Regions from separate parts of the Homo sapiens genome. Here region 1 is linked to region 2. Evidence: chromatin contacts called from ENCODE Hi-C or POLR2A ChIA-PET data. All regions are on one chromosome and are shown on one strand. Each heading gives the region's core, a stretch centred on a gene start or an enhancer-like site at or near the end of the contact. The rest is flanking DNA. Distances are from core to core; before and after follow the strand shown. Region 1 holds the start of POU3F1 (POU class 3 homeobox 1). Region 2 holds the start of MTF1 (metal regulatory transcription factor 1).

The links. A loop is a pair of places that touch in the nucleus more often than their neighbours do. ChIA-PET counts read pairs that join two places held with the same protein, here RNA polymerase II (POLR2A). Pooled maps may share reads with other maps.
Region 1: a pooled map shows a loop between it and region 2 (5-fold over the local background). The contact joins the promoter of POU3F1 here to the promoter of MTF1 in region 2. A Hi-C loop is called at or near these places in 7 of 50 pooled maps. POLR2A ChIA-PET finds 5 or more read pairs at or near these places in 5 of 52 experiments (AG04449, H1, activated B cell and 2 more).

What each region holds. Positions count from the first base shown.
Region 1 is chr1:38,043,138-38,048,405 of GRCh38, forward strand. POU3F1 (POU class 3 homeobox 1) reads right to left here and starts at 3,656. Exons shown (of 1, transcript NM_002699.4): 1 at 692-3,656. The coding sequence starts at 3,606. The coding sequence ends at 2,251. MIR3659HG (MIR3659 host gene) reads left to right here and starts at 3,997. Exons shown (of 5, transcript NR_168386.1): 1 at 3,997-4,477. RefSeq lists a silencer at 3,717-4,046 and enhancers at 3,959-4,459, 4,460-4,960.
Region 2 is chr1:37,855,505-37,860,892 of GRCh38, forward strand. MTF1 (metal regulatory transcription factor 1) reads right to left here and starts at 4,088. Exons shown (of 11, transcript NM_005955.3): 1 at 4,027-4,088; 2 at 1,747-2,205. The coding sequence starts at 2,154. INPP5B (inositol polyphosphate-5-phosphatase B) reads right to left here. Exons shown (of 24, transcript NM_005540.3): 24 at 5,193-5,388. RefSeq lists a silencer at 4,025-4,354.

The DNA of each region.
Region 1 (5,268 bases), core at 2,406-4,905, 190 kb after region 2:
GCAGCGGTTTGTTTGCAGAGACATAAGACCGGCTTTGCCCAAGCAAATTGGCAGGGCTCCCTCCCTAGGCTGACCCAGCTCACGTAGGACCATGAAAGCCACGTCTGTCTAAGCTGTTAGAACTCCCAGTGCATCCAGGGGGGCTTGGGCACCATTTGAGTTTGGGTGGAGAGCCTGCTGGAGTAGGATGGTGGGGCCTCACCAGGCTTCCAGGTGCCCTAGGACTGGGAATGGTAAAGTTGGCTCAGACCTCTCATATAGAGTGCAAGGTGAAATGAAAGTTGGGGGTTGAGGTGTCAGGTGGGGGATTATAGATTCTAGGCTGGTGACCCAGGCCGAGGTGGGCTTCTTTCTTGGTGGAGAAGAGCAGTCGAGTTGTGCATGAACAATGGCTGATCCGAATTCCATGTGGTGTCTTTGGCTCACTGTCCCGGGCCCTGGTTTGGTCTAGGAGAGTCTGTCTACGACAGGGGGACACGAGGCAGCTTCATCTTCCCTAAACTGATGCATCTGAGGCAGGGGCCCAACTGTTGCCCATGTCCTGATATCCACCTGGAAGGTCTGCAGGGTCATCTTCCTCCAAGATCTCTCCTGGTGAGATCAGAACTTCAGGGAGGTGAAGCAGGGGATCCCATCGCTTCACCCCAAAAACCCACCCAGCCCTAGCAGTAAAAAGGACAGGACACAGCCCTGGGGTACATGTTTATGTGAGTAATAAAATATTTACTATAACATAAATATAAAGGGAACTTCCCAGTCTACATTATTTTTTTTTCAATAAAGATACAAAGAGAATGCACCGAAACATTGTTTCAAAAAATAATAAAAATAAAATAACAAAATTTAAATTCAAACCTTAACAAACAGAAGAAGAAACGGAGAAGGGGGAAGCTCCAAACACATCCAGAAAATAAATAGAGATGGGTCAGAAATTCGGAAATCATATTAAAATATCTTTTTCGGATTAGTCAGTGTACAAAATCCTTTAGGGTAGGAAGGAAGGGTAACCCGGAAAACCAAAAATAAAAACCAAGCACAAAATGTTTCTTCTCCCCGCCAGTGTGTACATATCTCACATATTTACATGGTTCCCACCTCACCCCAAACTTGGGGAATTTCTCTCCCGGCCTCCCCTGGCATCCCGCATCCCGGCGGGCTGGAAAGGGAGCAGAGGGAAGCTGCAGGGAATCAGGCGGAGGGTTCTCAGGGAACGGCTTATTTCTACAGCTGGTTAAAAAACAATCTCTCTAACTTTTCCAAGTTTCGTTTGGTGTGGCCAGGAGGGCAGGGCCCCGCGGGGAGCAGGGGCCGCGCTATGCGGCGGTCGGTCTGCAGCAGGGCAGAAGCCCCTTCCCGTCTGGGTGTGTGGGAGCGCAGACCCCTCCGGCGTGGCCGGGAACCAAGCCGGGGCTCGGATGAAACGAAACGAAAAATGAACACTCGAATTTTTTTTGTTAGTTTTTTTTTTTTTTTTTTGCTTTTTTTTGGGGGGAGGGTAGGGTAGGGAAATATAAGGGGAAAAATAAATTAGGCTAGATTAAAGCTTTGGCTATTTCCTGCTTTTATACACAGACGCGGCTCTCGCGACCTCCCCTCCGGGGCCCCGATAAATACAGTATACTGCGATTTAAATTAAGGGCGCGGGCGGAGTTAGAAGGACCCCAGGAGCCGAGAGGCTCCACGAATAAATAAAAACCGTAAAAAACCAAGCCCGGAGAAAGGGGAAAGCGGGGTGGGGCGCATCCTTATAGGAGAGAAGAGGCGTGTAGCGAATAAAGTGACAGCCCCCCACCCTGGACCCGCAGGCTCAGGAGTCCACGCGGGGAGAGGGGATGGAGAACTCTCCTCGCTTCGTCCTCTCTCCCGGGGAATCCCTAACCCCGCACTGCGTTACCTGTCGCTTTGGGGAGGCCGCTGCCGGGATCCGGCCCCGAACAGCCCGGGGGGGCAGGGGCGGGGGTCGTCGAGGGGATGGGGGCAGAGAGCAGGCGGCGGGCAGGATGCCCGGGGTGAGTTGGCGAGTTCCGGATCTTCGCTCCTCTCTCCCGGGGCTCGGGCGACGCAGCCTACCGGGCTGTCTTCGCCGCTCACCGGAGAGGGTCGTCCGGGTGTTTGGTTTTGTTCGAAAGTTTCTGGGCTTTTTTTTTTTTTTGTAAAATCCAAAGCAACCGAACAAAAAGAGTCCAGGCCGCGCGGGCGGGCTGCGCGCCCGCGCCCTGCAGCGCGCCGGCGGGGGCCCGGCCCGCGGGGTCACTGCACTGAGCCGGGCAGTGTGTGGTGGTGGTGGTGGTGCAGCGCCGCCGGCGGGGGCGGTGGGGGCGCGGAGGGTGGCGATGCGCCGCCCCCGCCAGGCCCTAGCTCCCCAGGCGCGTATACATCGTCCATGGGCGGGTGGCCCGCGCCGGCCGCAGGGGTCATGCGCTTCTCCTTCTGCCGCCGGTTGCAGAACCAGACGCGCACCACCTCCTTCTCCAGCTGCAGGCTGTCTGCCAAGCCGGTGATCTCGTGCGCCGAGGGCTTGGGGCACTTGAGAAAGTGGCTCTCGAGCGCGCCTTTGACCCCCACCTCGATGGACGTGCGCTTCTTGCGCTTGCGGCCCTGCGCCGCGATCTTGTCCAGGTTGGTGGGGCTGCCGCTGGACGAGTCGGTCTCCTCCAGCCACTTGTTGAGCAGCGGCTTGAGCTTGCACATGTTCTTGAAGCTCAGCTGCAGGGCCTCGAAGCGGCAGATGGTGGTCTGCGAGAACACGTTACCGTAGAGCGTGCCCAGCGCCAGCCCCACGTCGGCCTGCGTAAAGCCCAGCTTGATGCGCCGCTGCTTGAACTGCTTGGCGAACTGCTCCAGGTCGTCCGAGCTGGGCGCATCCTCGTCCGAGTGCTCGCCCACCGATGAGCCGCCGCCGCCCGCGCCCGGGTGCAGGTGCGCCGCCGCCGCGTGCAGGCCGCCCGCGTGTGCATGTCCGTGTGCGTGTCCGTGGGCGCCCAGATGCGGCGGCGGCGACGGCTCCAGCTGCGCCTCGTGGCCATCCTCGTGCAGCGCGTGGTGCAGGCCCGGCCCCGCGCCGCCACCGCCCGCCGCCAGCATCCCGGCCAGGCCGCCGCCGCCGCCCCCCGGGTAGGCCGCCTGCGCGTACAGCCCGAGCGGCTGGGGCTGGTGGCCCCCGCTGGCCCCGGGCGAGGGCGACATGGCCGGGCCCAAGTGGTGCGCTGTGCTGCCCTGCGCCCATGCCGCGCCCGCGTGGGCCGCCCCCTGGTGCACCAGGCGCGCGTGGAAACCTCCGCCGCCGCCGCCGTCGTCGGCTCGGCCGGTGCCGCCGCCGCCTGCCTTGCCGTGTTCTAGGTGCGGGCCGCCGGCCCAATCGCCGCCGCCGCCTCCTCCCGTGGGTAGCCACTGGGGGTGCGCTAGGCCCACGGGGTGGCCCGCGCCCGCGCCCAGCCACTCGTGGTGCATCAGCTTCTGCACTTCGCGGTACGCGGCCCCTGCATGCAATCGCTCCGCGGCCGCCGCCGCCGCCGCCGCCGCCGCGGCGTCCGGGTGCATAAGCGGCCCGGTGCCCCCGGCTCCGCCACCGGGGCCCCGCGGCAGGTACTGCGCGGTGGTGGCCATGCCGCCCCGCGCCCTGCGCCGCGCCGCCGCCGCCGCTCCGCTCCGTCTGCGGGCCCCGCCGCCTCGCTCCGCCGGCTTAAAGCCCCGACCCGCTCGGCGCTCCGGAGCCCCACCCCGCCCGCCGCCCATTGGCTGCCCGCGGAGCTGCCTCCCGCCTCCCCTGCCCGGCCCCCGCCCCGCGCGCCCGCCCGCCACCCTGCCCGGCCGCCCAGAGCTCTCCATTGGGCGTCGCTCCCGGGGTCCCGCGCGCCGGCCGTGCTGATTGGCCGCTGGGGCTTCATTCACGGCCCCCCTACCGTCCGCGTACACACTCACGCCCCGGGGGCGCGGCCGCCACGTGGGGAGTGGCGCGGGGGTGGCCCTGGGACCGCACCCCCTCTCGTCCTGGCTGTGTGGGCCCCGCTTTCCCCCAGCGCTGGAGACTCCGAGCCCGGCCGGTCCCACATTCCACGCGAGCTGAATTCCCGCCCGCATCCCGCCCGGGCAGCAGGGATTGCCGGCTCCGGGAGGCGCTCGGGCTCCGAGAAGCGGCTCAGCCCCGCGCCCCTCCCTCCTCAGTACCGCTGCCGGCGGACCAGGATTCCCGCGGGTCCTGGCGGCTGCGAGCGCGAGGCGGCGCGGATTCGCGGCTCGGTTCCGGCGCGACTGCTCACCGCGCCCGCCTCGCCTCCCGCGGCTGCCAGCGTGCACTGGGCGCTCCTCGGCGCGTCTGCCCGGCCCGTCTCGGCTTTCCTTCTCCTTCCTCTAGTCCCAGCGTCACAACTCCGCCGACCTCCTCTGCCCTGAGAGCGCGTCCGGTGCGGGCGGAGTCGGACGGACTCTGGCTTCACGCCTCGCGCGGGCACACCTTCTCCCGGGCACTGAGGCCCAGGTGAGTACCGCGCGGGCAGCTGGGGCTGGGACGGCGGGCGGCAGCGGTTCTACAGTCCTACGCGAGCCCCTGGTACCCGGCCGCGCTCCGGGGTTCCAGAAGGAGAAGATCTCGAGGTGGAGACTGTGGCTCCGGGGAAAACGCTGCTGGCAAGGGCGCTAGTTGGGGGTGGACGTTGGGCCCAGGGGTATCTGACCTGCGCCGCTGCAGCCTTCTCGCTCCTTCTCCCAGCTTGAACGGCTCATCGGCTGTGGTCGTGGTGGGATCACGCCCCGGGAGAGGAGAAGGATGGGCTCAGGGAAGGGGCTCGGGCTCTCCAGAAATCCGGCGTGCAGGCCGGGAGCTGTCCAGCCTCGCTAAGAGCCCTGGGCTAGAGTTTGCCCGGACTTGCCTGGAGCTGCTGAAAAGGGAATTGAGATTGAGGAGGCCTTGTTGGAAAGGTGGGCAGTGGAATTTAGCTACCTCCTCACGCCCCAGCCCTTGAGGACTCCCTGAAGGATCTTGAGTGGAGTCGGACCTCACTGCAGTTCCTTTGTGCCTTCTTACCCGACCTTGGGCCCCAGGCTGAGGGTACTGAGCTGTGTTTTCTCCTCTTCCCCACACCGAGGCTTGGGTCCCAGGGAGTCTTCAGCTGCCAGTCCTCCCTCTTTTCTCTCCTGGATCTAGCCTCAAGTGGATTTATAGCTTACAGGGCCCTGGGGTCCCAGATCACAGAACTGAGCTGGGGGCCCACCTAGGGCCCCACTGGGCAAATCAGGTCTGTGGAATAAATCCTTAGATTGAAAAAAGTT
Region 2 (5,388 bases), core at 2,838-5,337:
GTGATATGCCATCAATAAGCCATATGCAATTTTAAGACCTCAACCACAGCAAAAAAGATATTCCTTGCTAAATCATTCACCCTATTTCTGTTTGGTAACATCTTAGTCCTTGGTACTGTAACTACTAGTGACTTATTTTTTTCTAATTGACCTGTAATAGTTCCTGGATGGGCCGGGCATGGTGGTTCATGCCTGTAATCCCAGCACTTTGGAAGGCCAAGGCAGGTGGATCACCTGAGGTCAAGAGTTCGAGACCAGCCTGGCTAACATGGTGAAACCTCATTTCTACTAAAAATTCAAAAAATTAGCTGGGCATGGTGGTGCGTGCCTGTAATCCCAGCTACTCAGGAGGCTGAGGCAGGAGAATTGCTAGAACCCAGGAGGCAGAGGTTGCAGTGAGCCAAGATCGCACCACTGCACTCCAGCTTAGGCAACAAGAGTGAAACTCCATCTCAAAAAAAAAAATAGTTCCTAGATAATGTATATCACTACCTTTAAACCAGAACTTTTATTCTGCTAATAATAACCACTAATATAATTTGTAAAATGCTTTACAGTTTTCAAAACATCCTGACATGCATTAGCTTACTCACATTAGCTAAACATGAAAATGAAAACTTATTTTAGATAACCTGCTCTCATTTACTGTCTCTTGCCTGAATTTCCTTTTTTTTTTTTTTTTTTTTTTTTTGAGACTGAGTCTCTCTCTCTCATCCAGCCTGGAGTGCAGTGGCACGATCTTGGCTCCCTGCCACCTCCACCTCCCAGATTCAAGTAATTCCCCTGCCTCAGCTTCCCAAATAGCTGGGATTACAGGCACCCGCCACTATGCCTGGCTAATTTTTCTATTTTTAGTACAGATGGAGTTTCACCATGTTGGCCAGGGTGCTCTTAACCTCAGGTGATCCACCTGCCTCGGCCTCCCAAAGTGCTGGGATTACAGAAAGTGTTAGGATTACAGGCATGAGCCACTGTGCCCAGCCTGAATTTCTTTCTTTTTTTTTTTTTTTTTTTAGATGGAGTCTCACTCTATCGCCCAGGCTGGAGTACAGTGGCATGATCTCGGCTCACTGCAACCTCTGCCTCCCGGGTCCAAGTGATTCTCCTGCCTCAGCCTCCTGAGTAGCTGGGATTACAGCCATGTGCCACCAAGCCTGGCTAATTTTTGTATTTTTAGCAGAGACAGGGTTTCACCATGTTGGCCAGGCTGCTCTCGAACTCCTGACCTCAAATGATCCACCCGCCTCAGCCTCCCAAAGTGCTGGGATTACAGGCGTGTGCCACTGTGAAATAAAAGTTCATTAAACATTCACTAAGATAATAAAACATATTCCAGCAGATACTCATCTCTAAAACAAATCATTTAAACACAACCAGGAGATAAGCCAAATATAGTTATTTCTTCATCAAATAAGCAAACTCCAGTTATTTCCCTGTAGATAAGCTAAATAGTTATTTTAGCACCAGAAACATGGGTCTACTTAAGTGAAATTTCTGTTTTATTTATGATTTGGGGAAGGAAATTCGAGAAATTACAATTTGATATTCCCAAATTTCAATGTGGCTATACAAACCAAAAGTTCCAGAAGCAATCACAACAAAACCTGAGGCATATGTTGTTGATAGCAAAACTACTTAAGTCCTAACCCCATGCACTCCTTTACTCCCCAGCTAAAATTTGCACCAAGAATTTTGTAAGGACTTGCCCCAAAACCAAACTAGGCCCTCACTGACTGCTTTACTTACTTCTTTACGTTTTGTTTCCGGACATTCCGACTGCAGAGTGAGGGTTGCACCTTCAATATTTCTTGGCATGGGTGTGGAACCAGGGTTTATTGTCAAATGAATCTGATCTGGTGAGATAATGTGCTGCACATAACCCTGGGACATTGCTTCATGATCTATCAGGTGAAAGCCCTCTTCACCCCCTACTAGAAAAGGCAAGTGTTCTCCGCACTGTCCGTCGTCATCTTCATCCTCCAAAGTGCCAGGGTCCTGCTCAATAAGAACAGTGGTCCTATCATAAACAGTTCCAGATGAGGAAGGCACCAGTCCGTTTTTATCCACAAACCTGAGCATTTTATCATCGGGGGTCAGCTCATCTTCCTCTGCCTCAAAGTAGATGATGTTGTTGTCTGGACTGTGTTCCCCCATGGTTCAGTTGTGCTCAGCCCAGTTGTGAGAAATGAAAACGTAATGACTTGTCTGCAACAGAACAAAGCCAGAGTTAGAGTCATACCACAAGACCGACGGACCTCCTCAGCAACCACAAGGCTCATTTTCCCTCTCACTTAAAGAGCAAGCCAAAGCAAATGAAAAACCATCCTTGGGAATAATTTTTTTATTTTAACTTTAAAACCATCAAGTCATTTTTAAAGAAAAGCAATGCCGACTGGGCGTGGTGGCTCACACCTGTAATCCCAACACTTTGGGAGGCTAAGATGGGAGGATCGCTTGAGGCCAGGAGTTTGAGATCAGCCTGGTCAACATAGTGAGACCCCCATCTCTAATAAAAAAAAAAAAAAAAGAAAAAGAAAGAAAAGCAATGCTTTTCAAAAACTGAATAAGTTCATAAGACCTTCTGAATACGCCTGTCAAACAATTTGAAACTTGGTCAAAATATTTAAAGGGGACAAAAGAGCAAACAGAACAGCAGCTGCTGAAAGGCTGAGTTGCTACAAATCTTAAGGGAAACTCCATCCATTCAAATATCCTCCAAATCAGACCACGAGGCAGTAAATGGTTTCATGCAGTTTATGGTAGAAGGAGCAAGGCTTTGGAGGCAGAGTCATCTACCTACAAATCCTGTCTTTGCCTTTTACTACATGGGTAACTTTTCTGTGCCTCATTTTTCTTACGTGCAAGGTGGGACCAGTAATTCCTGTTCTCTCAAAGTTTTTATAAGAAATAAAAGAGGCAACATATGTAAAGCACAATGTTTGGTAAATAGTAGAGGAACAAGTATGAATTCCTTCCCCCCTACCTAGAACAGATGTTTCAACCTTCTGGGTGGAAGGGCTATTCCTCAATCAGGCACAAACAACGAAGATCACTGTATCTATTTATGTCCTAAAACAATATGGTGTCAACAAGAAGTTATGGTTCTGTGGTGGGCTCTCGTCCCTGAATCAATTGAGTCTTATTATTTTTGTTTCTACAGCTCCTAGCATAGTACACTGATACTATGATAAGAGTTCAGGAAATGTCAGCTAAATGACTGAAAGACATGGCTACCTACTCTCTCGTGAAGATATACTATCTTGGGAAGATACATTCTCTTGAGAAAAATACCACATTTGAAGCTTTCATGTTCTGGAATAGTGATTCTTCCTTCATCTGCAAACACAGGCTCTACAAATGTGGGTTTGGCAGGCAGAATAGAGAATTTTAAAATAATCAGCACATCCCTTTTAGTTTTCAGTCTGGCTTTGCGCTTTATCTTTCTCTTCTGCTCTGGGTTAGAAAGTGAGCCTTTACTTAGTGGGATGGCTAGACAGTTACCAGAGACAGGCCAAAGGATTGGATCCGGGAGGTACCGGCCCGACCCCTAGCTCTGGCTTACGCAACCCCACAGATGTACATTTCGCTGCATCTGAGCAGAGAGAGAAGAGCACCGAGGGCCCCAGTGGGCTGCCCCGGCACCCTCGGCGGCAACGCGGAGACCAACTGTCCGAAACAAACAAGACCAGGAGGTTTGAGGGTAGCCAACGAGGAGTGCGAACAGAGCCCCCTTGAGAGGAGGCTGGGAAAAGGAACCTGTCTGGGATAGCCCCCAGCACAGGGCTACACAGAAAAATCCGAAGACAAGCTGGGGGTCTCCAAGCAAGGAGGAGAGGGGCAGGGTCCGGGTCTCCATGGAAACAGGGAAGGGGGGCTGGATACCCATCCCCATGGAAACGGAGAAGGGGTGGGGTCCCTATGGTGACCAAACTGAGGTCTCTATTGGGAAATGCTTCAGGAGGGAGCCTAAGTCCCGCGCCTCCCGGTAAGTCCCAAGCCCAGGCCGAGTCTAGTTTCGCCTTTTACCTCCGCGGCTCCCGGCAACGGCGGCAGCAGCAGCTTCTCCCCTCCCCAGCGGCACCATGATTGCCCCCACCTTCCCCTAACGTCACTTCCGCTTCCTCTTTCCGGAGGAAGGTGGGGACAGAGGATCCGCCCCTCCCTGGCGCCTCTGGTTGGCTCAGGTTGTCAGGGGGCTGAGCTGCAGCCTCCAATTGGCGAGCGGGGCACCGAGGGGAAGGCGCCCAGGAGGTGGGTTCATCCGCGTGGGGAAGCGCCCGGGGTGGCCACGCGGGGCCCGGAGGGTGTCGCCCTCGCGGCACCGGAGTCAAGGAGAAGGGAACGAATCCCCAAGGAAGAATCCGAAATGTCCTCAGCCAGGTTTGCGCTGACCGCCCTCGCCCTGGCAGCCACAGCCGCAGCGGGAAGGACCACAGTTGGCAGTCAGAACCCTGGCTCCAACCCGCCAGGGGAGCCTGGACGGCCGCGACGTTCCCGGGTTTCTCCTGCCGGGACCCCGGCCTTCCCTTCAGCACCCATCAAAGTTAACACAGGCAGGAGGCCCAGAAAGGAAGACAAGACCCCAAAGGCAGAACTAAGAGTATTCTAAGCCCAGCTGGAGAGGACGCCGCCGCCTCTTCCCCTTCTCACGCGCTTGCCTAGGACCCCCAGCTCCCTTCTCACGCGCTTGCCCAGGCTGGCGGTCCCAACTTTCTTCCCCTGCAAGAGGACGCGGCTACGGCGGGACTCATGCCCGGGCCAGTTAGCGCCACCTACCGGCCACTCCCTTCCTTTCACCGTTCACATTGTCCTGCTGGCCCGCGTCTTAAACCCATTTCACAGTGCCCAGAAGTAGTGGGCATTCGTACCCAGGAAGCGATTCTGCCTTCGTTATGCCCCTGTCCTTTCCAAATGCCTGGAGGATCTAGCTGTTAGATCCTCCCAGCTGCCACTGCCTGTTTTAACCATAAGCTGCTTCTCTCGAATATTCAGAGTGGGACAACTCCAAAGACCAGACCAGGGGTCAAGGGGTTCAGGTCAGTGCCATAACCATTTCTTGCTGGAAGTATGTGAATAGTGACTGGTACCCACCAGACTGCCAGGAATATGTCTCTTTGGCCCCAAGGCTTGAGCCACAAAATCCAGCTGCAGCGAACTGCCATCTCTTAAGACATAAAAACATACACAACCGCCACTGTTAAAAATACATTTATCATTAAAATATATTACACATGGAGACAGGATGCATCATATACAGTTTGGAAGACTTGCTGGCCCAGAAAATCCCACTTGTTTCACCGAACACTCATTTTTTCAGTGATTTTACATTTTATTTTTAGAGACGGGGTCTCCCTCTCTCACCCGGGCTGGCGTACAGTGATGTGGTCA